2 separate regions of the Mus musculus genome follow, and region 2 is linked to region 1. Evidence: chromatin loops called from intact Hi-C (ENCODE). Cell type or tissue: gastrocnemius. All regions are shown on one strand. Each heading gives the region's core, and the rest is flanking DNA. Links, peaks and the distances in the headings are about the cores only. Region 1 overlaps Xrn1 (5'-3' exoribonuclease 1). Region 2 overlaps Atr (ataxia telangiectasia and Rad3 related).

What was found. Peaks named below come from ENCODE experiments on the same cell type or tissue, not always from the same donor. Only the 100,000 strongest peaks of a DNase experiment are listed, where the experiment ranks them.
Region 2: a loop joins it to region 1, with 2.0 times the contacts of the local background. A loop is called at or near these places in 4 of 42 quality-filtered maps.

Annotation. Positions count from the first base shown.
Region 1 is chr9:95,980,454-95,989,770 of GRCm38, reverse strand. Xrn1 (5'-3' exoribonuclease 1) reads right to left here. Exons shown (of 42, transcript NM_001311130.1): 14 at 7,840-7,996; 15 at 4,468-4,587; 16 at 765-934. Among named protein-coding and RNA genes, the nearest start is that of Gm16794, 22 kb to the right of the region's middle. In gastrocnemius, for the core only: no CTCF peak of the experiment used is centred there; no DNase peak of the experiment used is centred there.
Region 2 is chr9:95,880,951-95,890,267 of GRCm38, reverse strand. It overlaps Atr (ataxia telangiectasia and Rad3 related), which reads right to left. Exons shown (of 47, transcript NM_019864.1): 16 at 8,857-9,042; 17 at 7,060-7,152; 18 at 4,796-4,926; 19 at 2,025-2,168. Among named protein-coding and RNA genes, the nearest start is that of 1700065D16Rik, 28 kb to the right of the region's middle. In gastrocnemius, for the core only: no CTCF peak of the experiment used is centred there; no DNase peak of the experiment used is centred there.

The DNA of each region.
Region 1 (9,317 bases), core at 598-8,597:
TTTACAAAAAATAAATATTACAACCGAAAATGTTCACTTAGCTGTTACATACAAACATTTTCAGGGAAGGTAAGAAAAGAGGAAAAATGGGAGTGGAATTTTAATGGGGAGAGAATGAAAAACAGATTGAAGGAGCAAAATAGAGGTTCTTGATTTTTTTCTTGTATGTGGCTTGAGTAGTGGATGGTAGTAAGAGGGCGAGTTAGGGTGTAATGCTAGGGACAGAGCTGAGTTACGGTGTAATGCTAGGGACAGAGCTGAGTTACGGTGTGATGCTGGGGACAGAGCTGAGTTACGGTGTGATGCTGGGGACAGAGCTGAGTTAGGGTGTGATGCCAGGGACAGAGACATGACAATGAAAACAAAACTACACACACTTAAAACAGAAACTGTCTATAAACTACAGCGCTACACTAGGAAGAAAGTGTATATGACTGTAGTAGGAAAGAGAGCAAACACCTGCTTAAGGTAGAAAATGACGTAAGCGATGGAGAGAGGTGCTTGGCGAGCAGGCGCTGCTCACAAACTGTTACTTTCATTCTGGGACTGAGACATGTTATGTTGCTGGTTTTGAACTCCTGGGCTCAAACAAGAGCCTTCTACCTCAGACTCCTAAGTAGCTGGGACTATAAGCTTGAACTATTATACCTACGTTATTGTATATCAACTAACTGTCACAAAATATTAATTCTTCCCATAGATATGCAAGCCTGTGTTTGTGTGTGAGTTCTTTTATTGTTGGTAAAGTGACCAAATACCATTACCTTGTACAACATCGTTCTATGGCAGGGAACTTTTCTGGCCATGGAGAGGAGTAGGTGAACTCTGTGTCTCTGTCATACCAGCACATCAGGCACTCACTGTGCTGGTTTCTTTTCCTCTCTTCTTTTTTGAGGGAGTGGTTACATGTCTCCATGGCTTCCAATAATCGCGTCTGATATAAATAACAGTAAAAAAAATTTTTTAATCCCATAATCTCAACATACAGAAAAGTATTTTCTCCTTTGTATACATACTATCTTGCTCTGAAAAAAATAACATCTTGGGCTGATTGGGTGGTTCAGCAGGTAAGGGCACTTGCTGCCAGTCTGATGACCTGAGTTGAATCTCTGGGACACATATGATGGAGGGAGATATCAACTCTCACAGGTTGTTCTGACCTCTACCTGTGCATCATGTCATGACTGAGTACATGCATACACATGTGTGTGCACACACATGTATACATACACAGCAAATAATAGCGAAACAAGAGTGCAGGTACATACCAAGTTATACACCAGCCTGTCTTAAAACACCAGAGACAAACATAAACAACAAAAGGTCCAGAGGGAAGAAACTGCCAAGTAAGAAGGCAAATCAGAAGCTACCAGAGTATAAAGAAAACTTAGGATAAGAAAAAGTAGACTCATATTCAAAGACAGTAAGAGAGATCTTAAAAGACAGGTTATGAATTACTATGCCTTGCTAGGCATGTGGTGCTATCTAGAGATAAAAGCTACCAAAACTAAGAATTCATAAAATAAAAGGAACTGATATAAAAACTAAAAGCATAGGCCCGCTTATAAATATTTAAGCTTTATTTGTTTAATGATTTACTGACTTGTGCACATACACAGGCATGCTTGCCTGTGTGCGAGGTTAACACCAATGTGTCTTCCTCTAGCACTTTCCACTTGATGATTGGTTTCATTTTTGGTTTACTTATGTGTAAAGGTGTTCTGCTTGCATAAAAGTTCATGTGCTATGTATGTTCCCGTTGCCTTTGAAGGCCAGGAGGGCATTGGATCCCCTGAAACTGGAGTTACATATGGCTGTGAGTGGCCATGTGGGTGCTGGAATTGAACCCAGGCCTCATGGAAAAGCAAGCCTTAATTGCTAAGCCATCTCTCCAGTTCCATTTCTATTTTTTAAAATTAAACTATTATGTGTGTATGTACACATGTACATAGATGCATACATGCCATGGCACATGTGTGGGGAGTCAGATGAAAGAAAAGTAAGAAAGAATGCAGGATTCAACATAGAAAACCAGCAAACCTTTAACACTAATAGAGAAAAAAAGAGAACCAAACCTGATCCAACTGACATGGATTATATTAAACAAACAAACCACCATGACTACCACCAAAAATACTAAGAAAACTATAGAAATTAACAAACCTTTTTTCAGTAATAACCTTAAATGTAAATGAAGAAGAGAGAGAAGGAGAAGGAGGAGGAGGAAGAAGAAGAGGAGAAGGAAGAAGAAGAGGAGGAAGAGGAGGAGGAGAAGGGAACAACAACAACAAGAGATGCAGACTATAGCTGAGTGGACTGAAAAACAGGACCCAACTGTTTGTTTTCTCCAAGAAACTCTTCACTAGCAAAGGCACCCACAAATTGTGATCGGAAAGACCCTAAGTCGGCCTGTCAAGTGAAGAGAAGAAAAAAACCTAATGTACATAATTTCATATTTGAAAGTGTAGATTGCACACCAAAAACTAGTCAGAAAAGATAAGACCATTCTATATAAAGATGATATAATTCTATTAATCAAGATGATATAATGATTGAAATACATTCTCTAAATGTTTCAGCTCTCAATTTCACAAAATAAACACCAATAGGCATAAAAAGTCTCATGGGTCTTGATAGAGTAATAGTGATGACTGTGACGGCTATTTTTGGTTGTCAACTAGACTGCATCTGGAATGAACTATAATCTAGATTGAACTACAGTCTAGACATGTAGGACACACCTGTGAGAGATTATTTTTGCTTAGGTGAATCCCTTCTAGACCTGTCCTTTGAGATCAGAAGACACACACGTTTGGTCTGGATCTAGAGGAGGGAAGACACACTTTAATCTGGGCCACATCTTCTGCTGGACATGGAAGAAGGAAGCTTGCCCTCACCTGGCTAGCATTGTCTATTCCTTCACTGGCATTGGAGCCTAGTTCTTTGGAATTTTAACATAAACTGAAGACCAGTCAGACATCCATCATGCAGACTGAGAAACTACAGCCAGCCATTGTTGGATTAGCTGGACTGTATCATTCCGATAAGTCTCACATCTATACTCATTCTATAAGTTCTACTTCTAAGAACCCTGACTAGTACAGATGACTTTAGTATTATATTCTTACCTATGCAAAAATTAACAGAGAAACTCCAGAGTTAAACCACACCAAGACCAAATGAACGTGTGAGGTATCTACCTACAAGAGACATCAAATATATATTCTTCGCAGCCCATGGAACCATCTCTAAGACCACATTCAAGGCCACAAATCAAGTCTTCGTAAATATAAAAGCATGAAGGTATGCCCCAGCAGACCAGCATTTGGGAGGCAGAGGCTAGAGGGACAGTTTAAGGTTATTCTCAGCTACACAACAAATCAAGTCTGGACTATGAGACGATCTCAAAAAGTCAAAAAAAAGAGTGAATCAAAATAATTCCTTGTATCTTATCAGATCATAGTGGAATGACACTAGATCTCAATAGCAAAGAGAAACTATGTAAACCACACAAATACATGGAAACTGAATAATGCACACTTGCCTGAGGTGGGCAATTGAAGAAATCATGGAGGAGTTTCTACAATCAACTTAAAATAGAGGTCCAACATAGCACACATGCTGGTTTACAGCTAAGTCCAACATAGCACACGTGCTGGTGTACAGCTAAGGGAGCTGGTGACTGAAAATTGATGACTATTAAGTGCTTACATTAAAGAAAACATCAGTTATCTCAAATAAATAATACCTCAAGGCTTTAGAAATGAAAGAATAAGATATATCCCCAAATCGTAGGTGGGAAAAGACTTTCTGAAAGGAACCCATGAACATAGGATACGATCCAAAGAATTCAAAACCAAGATTGAACAAAATTAAGGTATTTTTTAATAGTAAAGAAAACAATTTGCAAAGTTAAGAGACAGACTATAAAATGGAAGAAAATCTTTGCTAACTATACATCTGATAGGGGATTAGTATACAGAATGACTATATCTATAGTGACTCTCAAAAATTACATAGAAAAAATCATTTAATAACTAGGGAAATGAACTGGACAGACAGTTCTCTAAAGAATCATTCCAAATAGCGAATATATGAAAACACGTTCAACAGTCTCAGCCATCAGGGAAAGAGAAATGAAAAGAACTCAGAGTCTATCTCACTCCATGTAGAACGACCATCATCAAAACAACAAATGATGGGGGCTGGGGAGACAGCTTAGTTGGTAATAGATATAAACACCATCAAAATCTGAGTTTGATTCCTAACCTGCCCATGTAAAAGGCTGGGCATGGTGGCACACACTTGCACTCTAAGTGCTGGGTAGAAAGAGACAGGAAGGTCCCTAGGAGGCGAGCCCCAAAAACAAGGTGTCTGATGGTATCTGAGGAATTACACCTAAGATGTTCTTTGCCTGCCTCAAATAAAAAGCCTATGTGTTTATATGTAATTATTTCATATACTGACCTCATCAATAAACGGTATTAATACCACAGCTTCCCATTCCTGTTGTTTCCCATTTAGATCAGTTTTGAAATCAGGTGGATAATATTCTATAATTGGCGAGTCTTCACTGGTCATCAAATGCTGTGAAAATATAAACAGGAAAGCTGAGATATGAGAGACAATATAACTTTTCATTAACGTAGTTACAACATTTCCTTACTTTACTAGGTTGTAACAATGTATTTAGTATATTATAATTTTCAATAAAAATTTTCTCCTTTTTTCTGAGACAGCATGTCACTAATGTTGTAATTAAAACCCACTTGGTCTTAGCCTCCACTGTTGGGATTACAAGCCTGTGACAGCTTGTTCAGCAGACTCATTTCTCCTGCTCCTTTAATTTAGTTATGGAGCAAAGCTACCTTTACTGTGAGTTACTTCTCACGCTCTCTTTCTCAATCTCTGTCTTGAGACATAATATAAGCAGTCCAGGGTAGCCTTGAGCTCAAGATGCTCCCTCCTCAGCCTAAGGAATGCTGGAATTATAGGTGCACACCCCTCACCCCTGCTAATATTAGCTTTAATTCTGTCATTTTTATTTAGAAACTATTTTTTTTAAGATTTATTTATTTAATGTACATGAGTACACTGTAGCTGTCTTCAGACACACCAGAAGAGGGCATCAGATCCCATTACTGATGGTTGTGAGCCACCATGTGGTTGCTGGGAACTGAACTCAGGATCTCTAGAAGAATAGTCAGTGCACTTACCCACTGAGCCATCTCTCCAGCCCCTAGAAACTTTTATTACAATTATGTATTTGTATGTATACGCCATGTGTCATGGTGCACATTTCATGGTGTGTGCTATGGAAGTCAGAGGAAAACTTGTGGGAGTCAGGTCTCTCCTTGACTGTGTGGACACTGGGGACTCAGTTCACCAGTGTGGCAGCATGCATCTTTACCTGCTGAGATTCTTGCCAGCCCCACTTTTACTTTTCTACTGTTTTTTTCATTTTATAAGATGTACCACCTAACTTCTGTTTTCTCATTTGTAAATTCAGTTCATTTCCTTTCACACACTTCCAACAGTTTTCCATCTCAACCTCAAACTAATTTACTTCCATTCTTTAATCAATTGATTCTAGTAATATGATTACTACCATCAAAATAATTTTTAAAGGGCTGGTGAGATGGCTCAGTGGGTAAGAGCACCGACTGCTCTTCCAAAGGTACAGAGTTCAAATCCCAGCAACCACATGGTGGTTCACAACCACCCATAATGAGATCTGACGTCCTCTTCTGGTGCAGCTGAAGACAGCTACAGTGAACTTATAATAATAAATAAATCTTTGGGCCGGAGTGAGTAGGGTTGACCAGAGCGAGTAGAGGTCCTAAATTCAATTTCCAACAACCACATGAAGGCTCACAATCATCTGTATAGCTACAGTGTACTCATGTACATAAGATAAATAAATCTTTAAAAAAATAATTTTTAAAAAGTCAAATCCAAGACCCACAATGCCATTAATAAAAGTCTGATAACATAGATTTTTATTATATTCTATAAAAAGGTAGACAAAGAAACCATATCAGTATCTTATGCAAAAAAGCATTAGAAAATGAAAAGGGAAAGTTAAAAATATTAAAAATAAAGTAGCATATTCCTAAGGTGATAATCTAAACTTTAATTGCTATTGCATGAACACTAAACAAATGTGCTTATTACATAGTTATTGCCTAACAGTGGTAGACTATCAAAGCTTAATGTAGCTGAAGAAAAAAAAAAAGACATCAAAGATTATTTAAGAAGGGATATGACAATGTTAAAGGAGCAATAAGTGTACGTGTTTGCACCTACCCCAAGTTGTGAGACCACAATCCTAGAAAACTGAATAACAATTACTTTTACAATCTGATTAGTAAGCTTCATGTAACTTCAGAGACCCTGTCTTGCTCTTGTTATATGAAATATGTGAATAAGAGGAAAGTCCTTCAATTTGTTAAATGAAATGATGCTTAAAAATGTACCTATATCGGGGCTGGTGAGATGGCACTGACTGCTCTTCCAAAGGTCCTGAGTTCAAATCCCAGAAACCACATGATGGCTCACAACCACCCATAATGAGATCTGATGCCCTCTTCTGGTGTGTCTGAAGTCAGCTACAGTGTACTTATGTATAATAATAAATAAATCTTAAAAAAAAAATCTATATCCTGAGGAACTACTGGTGATAATGATTCGTTGGAATTGTCCTCACTCTAATAGATGATTCAAGAGAACAGGAAGAAAAAAAAAAGAAGAAAAAAAGGAGAGAGAGAACAGGAATTCATCTTTAAATATGTAGATGAGGAGATGGCATTTTTACCTGTTTTAGGTTAATTTCTTCATGTAGAAATAAAGATGTACTTAAAGTGTTGAAAATGAATAAACTAGGTACTAAAAAGTCTATAGAGCTTGCATTAAAACAAAAAAAAAATCAATAAAATGTAGGGGCAATCTCCTGTGTTCTGTGTAGAAGCATCAGTAAAAAGCTAATGGCCAATAAGCCCAGGCAGGATTAGAAGATGGGACTTCTGGTTGGGAAAGAGTCAGGAGACATTACTGCCCCAACCAGGAAGAGGAGGAGACAGACAAAAGTAGCTGAGAAGAAGAAACCAGCCCTGAAGCTGAGCTTAGGTTAGAATAAATGGGATGTTAAGCTGAGAGTTAATGGGCAGCCAGCTAGCTTACAGCCTAGGCATTTATTAAAACGAAGCCTCTGAGTTGTGATTCAGGAACTAGAGTGCAGATGGAAAAGCACACAATTATAATCAAAAGTGAATGAATTAGCTGTCAAAGATTTGCTAAAATGGTGCATTAACTGAAAATAAAAATGGTGGTACATGTCTTTAATCCTAGCACTTGGCAGAAGGATATCTGAATTCAGGGCCAACTTGGTCTACAGAATAAATTCTAGGACAGCCAGGCTACACAGATAAATCGTTTTAAAAAATAAGCCAAAACCCAAAACCAAACAAAAAAGCTGAAAATAAATATTGTCTAAGATAAATAAAAATCTGTTTATTAAATTAATTTGGGTAGCAATGTTTCCAGGATTTTCCAGCAATGTTTATAGAAGAATTAAATACAAAAAAGTATATGAGGAGTTGGAGAGGTGGCTCAGTGGTTAGAAACCCTAGCTGTCTTCCCAGAACCTATGGGAGTTCCCAACCATAAAAAACTTCAGTTCCAAGGAATCTGGTGCTCTCATCTGGCTTCTGTGGGACCAGGGAAACATATGGTACATAGGTATTTACATACACAGTGGCAAAACACTCGTCACATAATATAAAAATAATCAAACCTTTCTAAAAAGAACATTAAGAAGAATCATTCAATTGTAAAACCTACCTGGTAGCATGTAGGAAGCAAATTTTTACTAGCCGATGGAAGTACAGCAAGCAGCTGCTCGAATGGCTTGAAGGGTTTTCCGAGTTCAAAATGGATTTTGAGTGTACTGATACTGCGGATATCAGATAGGAAGGGTGCGTAATGATAGGGATAGTACCTGTGGGGAACAATGAGTTTTCAACTGAAAACTTTATAGAAAAAGGCCAGAAATAAACATCTTCCTACATTTATTTAATAAAACATAGGAATAATTAAAAAACATTATCATCCATAATTCTATCACTTGAAAATAAGGAATTAGCAGTTTTGTAAAGTTTAGCTGACCTGATAGCAAGAACTATATATATGAAAAATATATATGTATATATGTATGTACATGATATATTCATATATATATTTATACACACACACATATGAGGAGGGGGCTTATATACAGGGTTTCACCTATGTAGCCAGGATTGGCCTCAAAATCACAACTTCATTAACTGTCTCCCCAGTGTGACTGTGCACTGGAATGTCCCTTTTTAACTCCCAAATGTGGAACATGAAACTTTCAATCAAAATGCTGGACAGTAATGGGGCAGTTAGGAAGTTTCAGTCAAATCACTTGAACAGAGACCTCTAAGCAAAGGGCTGGTACTCAGTATCCACTTGAGGACTGAGACCAGAGCCCTGCTCAGGCCCTAAAACAGAAGAACAGTAGGTCCGGGCTCATATGGCCATTATGAGCTGACTAAGAGCGTTTACCTTTGAATCAGCATACACATCACTGCATTTCTGATAAGCATGAAATCAGTCATCCATACACAGTTTATTATTATCTTCCCATCTTTAACTACAGACATGCTTTAGTAAGGCTTTGAACATAATATTTAAAACACTTCTATATTCTTTAGGTGTTTGAATCACTGGACACAAGGAGATGAGACTTGGGATATAGACAGAGGAAAAGAGGGAGAGAATAAAACAATTTTCAATGACATTTTATCAGTTTTGTATATGGGGATGTGCGTGCATGTGGAGGCCAGAGGACAACTTGTGGGCGTCAGCTCTCTCTGTTACATGGGTCCCAGTGATTGGACGCAGGCTGTAAGAACCTTCACCTGCTTAGCCAACTGGCCTGCTTAAGGCTTTCACGGTCCGTGATTAGGGCACATGGCTCAGACAGGGAAGCTTAGAAGGCAGAAGGGCATAGGGAATAGTGTACAATACACTCATGTCCTAAGCAGTAGGCTTGACCTGACTTTTGTACAATCTTGGGATGATTACTTAAGTTTTTTGACTTTAATTTCATTTGTAGCAAGAAAATAGTATTTACCTTGAGTATATGAAAATATGGCTTTGAAGTATCTGATTTTACTGATTGGCAATTAAACAGGAACAATTGGCATGTAGCCTTTAAAAAAAAAATCACAAATAAAAATCTTTTGATTTATATTATTCTTGAGAGAGCCTCTGAGAATGTGTTACACTTCCTG
Region 2 (9,317 bases), core at 473-8,472, 99 kb after region 1:
GAGCTCAGGAAAAAATTGAGTCACCATGGAAGAAATCTGGCTATCAACATGGACAAGACACTCAGAAAGAAGGGCTCTGATATTACATGGACAGAGAAGAGTCCACTTCAGTCTATCTTCAAATGTGGCCATACCCAGAAGAAATAACAAGCTGAACTCAGCCTACACTACAAATTTATGAGCAAATAAAGATATTCACTATTCCTAAGGTACCATATTTGCAGTAATTTGTAAAAGCAGGAAGTAGTGAAAATCAATCCCCAAATATAAATTTTTATATAGAAGCTTTAGAGAAAAATATGAAAATAATACTTATTGATACTACAAGTTTCACTTAAATTATAATAAATAATCTTTCTGGGTTTAAATATATTTTTAATTCTAGTCTTTATTAACAAAAAGCCAGAAATAGCTATCATGTGGCCTATTAGACTCCAAGTTCTGTGCTAGACTTGGAATGAAATCATAAACAAATCCAGAGCAATTCATTCACTCAGAGAAGTGAAGGGTCTACCTAGCACCAAGTGAAAGAAAATCTTTCTTATGACATGAAAAGTTATTCTACCATCCATAAGAGACAATGAGCATATGTATATTTGGAACTGAAAAGAAATTGAAAAGCAATGTTGGTGATTTTATTGTTCTAGCATGTAGGAGACTAACAAAATAAAACAAACAAACAAACAAAAAACCCTAAAAGTATTTTCAATGAATAAAAAGATACTGTTACTTCTGTGTTTTCCTGCCAGAATGGTTACTGGAATAGTTTAAAGGAATGGCAACAGCATATGGGTGGGCAGGTGTGTAGTGTTCACATCCTAACTTTTCAGAAGAAATGAATTATGATACACAGCAGTTAGTTATGTAACAGAAAAGGCTTGAAACACAATGGACGATATTTTAGAGTAAGAAGCAGTGTGAGTGAAAATTTAAGTGTAGGTAAAGAGTGGTTTCTCTGTCACTAGTTCATGTTCCCTACAGCTTCCTGCTACAGCCATCAGTGGGACTGGAAAAATCAGTAGAAAAAAATGTCAAGTGTCCAGCTTTAAAGGTCAAGCCAGCCAATTCAATATTTAGAAAACAGAGACCCAGAGGACATCTCTTTATGCTGAAATGTTTTTTAAAGAAACAAAAATTCCATAAACGTCTAAAATAAGGAAAGCTGGTTCAAAGGTAATGGGATAAAATAGGAATTCTAAGTAACTAAGGAAAGTGGTAACTATCCCTGCTAGCCTTCCTTAGGGCACCTGATTTACTTAAGAAAGGTAAAATTACCTTTACTAACTGAAAGTCAGTGAAAAAATTTTAATTGTTGATCTATTAATGAGTTTCAAATATATTTAAAATAGAAACAAGACGCATTGAAAATTCAACTATTTAATAAGTAGTTATATACCAATATTTTCCTCCAAGGACTCGACTCTATTAAAATAGTAATTTATATTATCAAAGTAATACTAATACTTTGGGACATAAAAATACATTTTTAAATGTTTTAGGGCTGGATAGATTTCTCATGTGGTAAAGCATTTGCTGTGTAAGATTGAGGATTAAGTTGGATCCCCAAGTAACCACCAGAAAGTATGTGCCTGTAATCCCGGTGCCAAAGAAGCAAAGACAAGCGGATTCTTGGGGCTATGCTGGCTAGCTAGACTAAAGCAATCAGTCAGTTTTTGAATGACTTTGTCTCAAAAATTAAGGTGGTATTAATACTTAATCCTAGTATTAATAGGATTAATACTTAATCCTAGTATTCGGGAGCCAGAAACAGGCAGATTTCTGTGAGTTTGAGGCCAGACTTGTCTAAATAGTGAGTTCTGGGATAGTCAGAGCTACATAGTGAGACCCTACTTCAAACAAACAAACAAACAAACAAACAAACAAACAAACAAACCCCTCAAAATAAAGTGGATTGAGGAAGACATCCAATGTCAACTTTTGGTTTACACACACACATGCACGCACGCGCGTAAATACACACACTACTATTCTACTATTTTTCTGATTAATTTTAGTTCCAATACCTGTTTTCAATGATGAGGTAGTGAAAGATAGCAGCAGTTTCTTTAGGCTGCATGTGTATGAGAGGTAACAAAGCCACTATGACATGACTGAGCAGGGGTCCCAGGTAAGCGTGATCCAGACAGCGAACAAAGCAGTCCCATGCTCTAAGTGAAAAACAAAAATTAATTCAAGTATTTTTATGTTTGTAAAGTACCATCCATTAGTTGTTAGCTGAATAATGATATATACATATTAGAGATTAAAGTAGCTTTTGATATAAAGATCAATGATCATACAAACACACAGACAGTGATCTCTAAGTTATATTAGGTAAAACAAAACTTAAAAATACCAACCAACCAATCAATCAAATACTCAAAACAAGCACCAATGTGAAATCAGTTTTTCATGGTATGATCAATACAAAAGAAAAATCGAATGTTATATATTTATGCATTTGCTTATATAAATAATCTGTAAGAATAGTACAACTTAAAAAAAAGAACAGTATAACTTAAGATTTTTTAACTTTAGAATGATGCAAATGTACATTTAGAAGAAATTGTATTTGGCAGTTGGATGTGGTGATTCACAACTGAGTTCAAGGGAAGCCTGGGCTATGTAAAAACCTTAAAAAAAATTAAAAACAAAACTCAATTTTCATCTTTCCATGAATTAGGAATAAAACACATTTTTTTCCTTGTGATGCTGGACAGTGAGAGCAAGCCACAGTTTCTAGTGGAACCATGGAGTGAACAATGAATACTGTACTTAACAGCATCTACTGTGTTCAGTAGACTAAATGAGATACTCAACACTTTATGATTTTGGTCAACTGGAAGCTACTGTGAGTGTTCTAAGCTCATTTAAGCCAGGTTACGTTAAGTTATGGTATGGTAGGTTAAGTATGGTAGGTTAGGTACATTAAAAATGTATATTGGTATAGGTCTATAATTCCAGAAATCTGGAGCCTGAAGAAGCAGTATGGCCAAATACATATACAAAGACAAAACCAAACCAAACCAAACCAAACCAAAAAACCCAAACAACAAAATCAAACAAACATACAAACAAAACCCCCAAAGACAGATGTGGTGGCATACACTTATGATCCCAGCTCTGTCCACAAAGAAAGTTCCAGGATAGCCTAGGAACTATGGAAGATCAAATAGGTGTGCTTGCTAGTTTTATGTCAACTTGATATAAGCTAGAGTCATTTAGGAAGAGGTAATCACAACTGAGAAAATGCTCCCAAGAGATCAGCCTGTGGACAAGATTATAGTACGTTTTATGACTGATGATTGATGTGGGCGGGTCATACTAAATGGGGTGGTGGCATCCCTGGGTGAGTAGCTCAGGATGGTATTAGAAAGCAGACTGAGGAAGCTGTGAGAAGAAATCTAATAAGCAGCACTCCTTGATGACTTGTTTCAGTTCCCACCTCCAGGTTCTTGCCTTGCTTAGGTTCCTGCCCTGACTTCACACAGTGATGAACTGTAACTTGAGAGTTAAAAGCTATTACAGCAATAGAAATCTTAATGGGACAAAAAATGGTACCAGAATCATGCTGTGAATCACTGCTGTGACAGATCTGGCCACTGAGCTTTCGGGAAGATTTTAGTTGCATTCAAACTTTGGGCTGGAAACGCTGTTGAGTGCTCAGAGTGGCGGGCTGTTCAGTGAGAAGGTAAATGTGCTGAGAGCAGTGCAGATGAAGGCGGCCTGACTTATATGGCTTTAGATAAAATCAAAGACTCTATTGAAACCATTTATACTTTGAAGTAAGAATCTGCAGTTTGGTCAGCTAGGGCTGAGACCAATACCACTGAAGTAAAACCTTTGCTTAACAAGGTCAACTGACTCTGGTTAGTTGGATCTGAAAAATTAGTACTGATTTAAAAAAAAATCAGCATCTTTGAAGACCATTAATCTGAGAATATTTCCTCATGGTTAGCACACAGAAACTGTGCCAAACTGTTCATGCTGGCAGCTGAACTTGGTAGTGAACGAGTCACACGTGAGCCACAGGTGTTAAAGGAATGCAGTGATGGTGGGAGAGCAGCTGAGGCTTGGCACCGTGTGGCAGAGTTAGGTTCCCTGAAGAGAGCCTAGGAGAGTCGACAGGCAAAGGTGAAGACTGTTTTAGAGATATCTGTATCATGGGACAATTATGAGGACAGCAGCAGCTGGGAAGTGGTGCCAGCCTGAGCCTGGATGACAAACTGCATGTGCTGTGAATGGCAGAGTCAGAGGAGTATAACTGTCTAAGCCCTTTGGAGCCTAGAAGAGCGTGGACACTGCTCACAGACATTTGGACACTGAGTTAGTGATTTACACTGTTGGGAGTTTGGCTTTGATTTGTTAATGTGACTGTGCTCTTAGAGTAAGAAAGTATGTAACTTATTTTTGACTTTATAGAAGCCCACAGTTAAGGGACTTGAAATTTTAGAGACTTAAATGTTTTAAAGAAATTAACTTTTAAAGTGTTTGGAATTTTAAAGACGGGGACTTTTAAAAGTTAGAATGTTTTATATGTGACGTTTATCATACCACCTAGTGGATGATTAAGAAAAAAAGGTTATGACTTAATAAGTGATGTGTTTTTGCATCAAGGTGACAAGGGGTCAATTGTGCTGGCTAGTTTAATGCCAACTTGACACAAACTAGAGTCATTTAGGAAAAGAACACCTCAAGTGAAAAAAATGTTCCCATCATATCAGCCTGTGATAAGAACTCAAGTTAGAATTATCTAGAAATACAAGAAAACATTCTAAATATGATGATTATTTACCTGCAGCATAACTCAGGAAAATCATCCTTGAATCTAAGACCAGTTCTCAGTGTGGTCATCATTTTTACTCTCACAGAACTGACATGTTTAGGTCCCATCAACTTCATCAAAGACATCAAACTAGTCAAGGCCTACAAAGAAAGTAGTGTTTGTTAAAAAAAAAAAAAAAAAATCCAAAACTTATAAACAAGATGCCAGACAAGTAATAGAAACAATTGCTTCCTACCTAAATGTCAAGGTATCAATGTACATGACACAAAAGGTCTAATAAATGCTGGCCAATTTTTTTTTTTTTTTGGTTAACTTACATGAGAACCAAGAATCTGAAAAACACAAATTGCATTTTTATTTTTGTTTCCCTTGAAGTTGTGCTACTACTATGGTCTAATAAATCTTGAAATTTACAAAGGATATATATGATACATCTTAATTTTTTTCAAATATGTTTCATATCACTAGTGTAAATACAGATATAGATTAATTTGAAGTTATTTATAATTTAACCAGAGTGTTTCATAATGGTCAATAATGGTCTTAATGATACTAAATTCAAGATGTTCTGAATTTAATACACTGAACAACTGCCAGATAGTTTTACAATAGAAACAGAATGAGAACTGCATCAATAGTTCTAGGTTCTAATGAATGGATATAGAAAGTCTCTGGTTAATCCTTTGCAATACTGTCTTAGATAGGGGTTACTATTCCTGTGTTTAAACAACATGGCCAAAAGCAATTTGGGTAGGAAAGGGTTTATTTGGCTTATGTTTCCATTTCACTGTTCATCATTGAAAGAAGTCAGGACAGGAGCTCAAATGGGGCAGGAACCCGGAGACAGGAGCTGATACAGAGGCCACAGAGGAGTGATACGTACTGACTTGCTCCTCAGGGTTTGCTCAGCTTGCTTTCTTATAGGACCCTCCCTCAAGGATCATCAATTAAGAAAATGCCCTACAGGCTTGGCTACAGCCTGATCTTATGGAGCTATTTTCTAAACTGAGGCTCCCTCCTCACAAATGATTTATACCTTGTGTCAAGATGACATAAAACTAGCCAGCACATGTACCAGAACATGGAGGCTCTTTATGGCTTTATAATATAAATTCCATTTTCCTTAGACTTACAGCCATCCATTCTTTCATTTAGCATAAGTGTTTGGGAAGCCATATAGATAGACAGAATAGAAGTTACTGAAAATTTACTAGTTAAAACTGAAATTACAGGCATTGACTATTACAATTTGTAGCTAAATTTTGCTCTATGTCTTACTTGGATACTTAAAGTTATCAGAAGGGGAATGCATTCTGAAATAAAAGCTGCTACTGGACCAGCAAGGTGGCTCCTAAAGTAAAGGCTTGCTGCCAAGCCTAACAACCTAGTTCTAGCCCTAAAAGCCATATAGTAGGAGTATACTGACTCATGCATGTTGTCCTCTGACCTCTATGTGAGCACTGTTGCACACTCATGCTAACACACATATACACTAAGAACAGAAATACCAACACTAGACCCAGGTGAACCAATAAAATTCAATTATACAACCAATATTCAAGCTCTCAGTTGCTGCTGGCTTATGTCTTCAACTGTGCTAGATGTCATGACAGCATGGGCCTGCAGACATTAGTATTTATCACCTGAGAAGTAGAAAGCTAGCTGAGCAAGGTGTCTGTCATAATCCCAGCATACAGGAGGCTGAGTTAAGAGGACTACCAGAAATTCAAAGGCACCCTGAGCTATAATAACAAAAGTAGAGAGTTAACCAAGGTGACTCTGAACAAAGATACTGATTTTGAAATGTTCTTTGAATCTAGAATTAAGTTGTGGCTGAAGTTATATTATCTTTGTCTATTTAGTAACAGAGCCAACAAATCCTTTTAGACAGCTTGAGTTGGGTTTCCTAACTCACATCATCAGTGAAAGAGCAGCCAATGGTACAATTTCTATTTTTACAATATCTAAAGAACAAATATATGATATCCAGTAATAAATATCAAATGTTTGCTTGCTTTTCCTTTTTGACAGTTTCATATTTAGTTAAGGCTTGCTTGGAACTCATGAGGTAGCCCAGACTGACATTAAGCTCTGGGCTATCCTTCAGCCTCAGTCTTTCCACATGCTGGAATTACAGGTGTGAGCTACTACACCCAGCTAGTTCCATGACTTTTTATACTTGAATGTTTACAACTAGAAGCAGATTCCATATTCCCTGAATATTCAATATGAATTTTATTCTAGTCTCTTGGAATTCAAATACCACTACTTACCATTTTCTTATCTTCAATGCCAACACTGGAGCTCAGCAACTGCATATTAAAAAAGGCCAGAATGCCCAACAATTTTGGTTGCAAATAATCAGCCTATGGATTTAAAGAAAAGATGTTAAATGTTTTACATATATTAAGTGTCTCTCTTCTTTTTCTCTGAATTAGAGATTTACTACAAAACTCCTAGTGGGTAGCTTTCTACCACTGAACTATACCAGGCAGAAAAAATTGCAAGAAAAAGAGCTAGTGATGAGTAATAACTGGAATATGTCTCAAGATAGCACGGCTTGACGCTGAGGCACCTGGTTTAGGTTACCTTAGGGTTACAACATGGCTGAGGACAGATGAGGAAGAGCCTTACTAGTACACAGTGAAGAGGAACTAGGTATCTATCTAGCATACAGAAATTTTGTCAAGCAAAGAAATCATTTGTTTTTCAAGCCTAAATTTACCTTTTGGTTTGTGAATTTTTTTTAAAAAAATCATCACTAGTCTTTTTGAGATTAGCAAAATATTGGGTTTCATCACAGCATCTCCAACAATATGTTTTGTAAACTTTTAATTTAGATTGAAATTAAACTTTGGCATGAGAAACCACAATTCACTAATTATATGGTTCTAATCTATGTTCTTAAATAAAAGATAGGTATAGAGGTGGCATTCAAATCTACATAAATATTCTAATTTCAAAGTTCTTGGCTTGAGTCAAACAGTACTTTGAATATGTATAGCTGCCATTCACCAAATATATGTGTTTCTATACTGTCATGCTAGGTACATGTGTTTAAAAAATAAACACTAATATATATGGCAAATCAGTAGGAGTCACTAAATAAATTTACACATAAAATATGTATGTGATAAGGGCAATAAGAAAATAAACATGAGCATGTGATAGAAACTGGATAAATGAATTTAGGTAGGGGTGACAAGGAAACTGTGAACAGTAAAAAGCATCCAGGGAATTATTAGTGTAAGTATGAAGACCATCTAACGCCAACAACTACAAGTCTGAAAGTTTGCCATTTTTAAGAAACAGAGATAGAGCTAAAGCAGTGAGAAGAACTGAACCAAAGGGCAGAAAGGCACACTATGTCACATATGGTCACTATGTCACTATGTCACATATGGTCTTATAGATTTTATTTGAAGAGCTCATATCTGTTCTCAGGTTTTGGTTGAAGCAAATGAGTAGGTGATGGTACAAAGCACCATTGCCCAAAGTAGGGAAGATTAGGAGAATCAAGTGAGGAAAGAATAATAAGATTTCTTTGGGGGCTGAGATTACACATGGGTAGCTCAATAGTGAGGCACTTGCTTGCTAGACACAGGCCAAGGTTATCTGAGAGAAGGAAATCTTAGTTAAGAAAATGCTTTCATAAGATGGGACTATAAGCAAGTATGCAGGGCATTTTCCTAATTAGTAATTAGTGAGGGAGGTCCCACCATACAACATTAACCTTTTCTAAAAGAAACACATCAATTGGGCTGGTGAGATGGCTCAGTGGGTAAGAGCACCCGACTGCTCTTCCGAAGGTCCGGAGTTCAAATCCCAGCAACCACATGGTGGCTCACAACCATCTGTAACAAGATCTGATGCCCTCTTCTGGAGTGTCTGAAGACAGCTACAGTGTACTTACATTTAATAAATAAATAAATCTTTAAAAAAAAAACACATCAATTAAAACCTAAAGAAATACCTATGTTTGGAAAATAGAGGAGTTTCCTCAGCTTTATAAGTAAGGTACAGAAAAGGAGAAAACCAAACAAACTTATACCATGTACTATATCCCTTACCATCAGTTCAGGTGATGTAATATCTCGTGGTCCCTGATATGGATCATCACTAGATGCAAATGAGGCAAGTATTGACAAACCATTGAAAACTTGTTGATAATGTTCTCCAATACGCAGCAATAATTCGTTATGCAATCCTTGAAAATCCTGTCTTAACAGGCTCCCCAACTCAATTTCTGTTTCATTCTAAAGATATTAAAAACATTTCCTCATATTAGCATCCAGATTTAAGTAGATTGGTTATTATGTGTTTTTAGTAAATCAAGAGGTCAAGTGACACAGTTAGTAGGTCAAGTGACACAGTTCACTAATAGTACTAAGAAAGGACACTGGCAAAGGATTCTAATCCTGTTCTCTCCTGATAGGTCTCCCATGAGCTGTATGCAATGAAGAAGAGTGATCAGACTTAATTTTGAAATGAAAATTAATAAAGAAAAGTCTATGCTTTCCTAGGTCTTTCT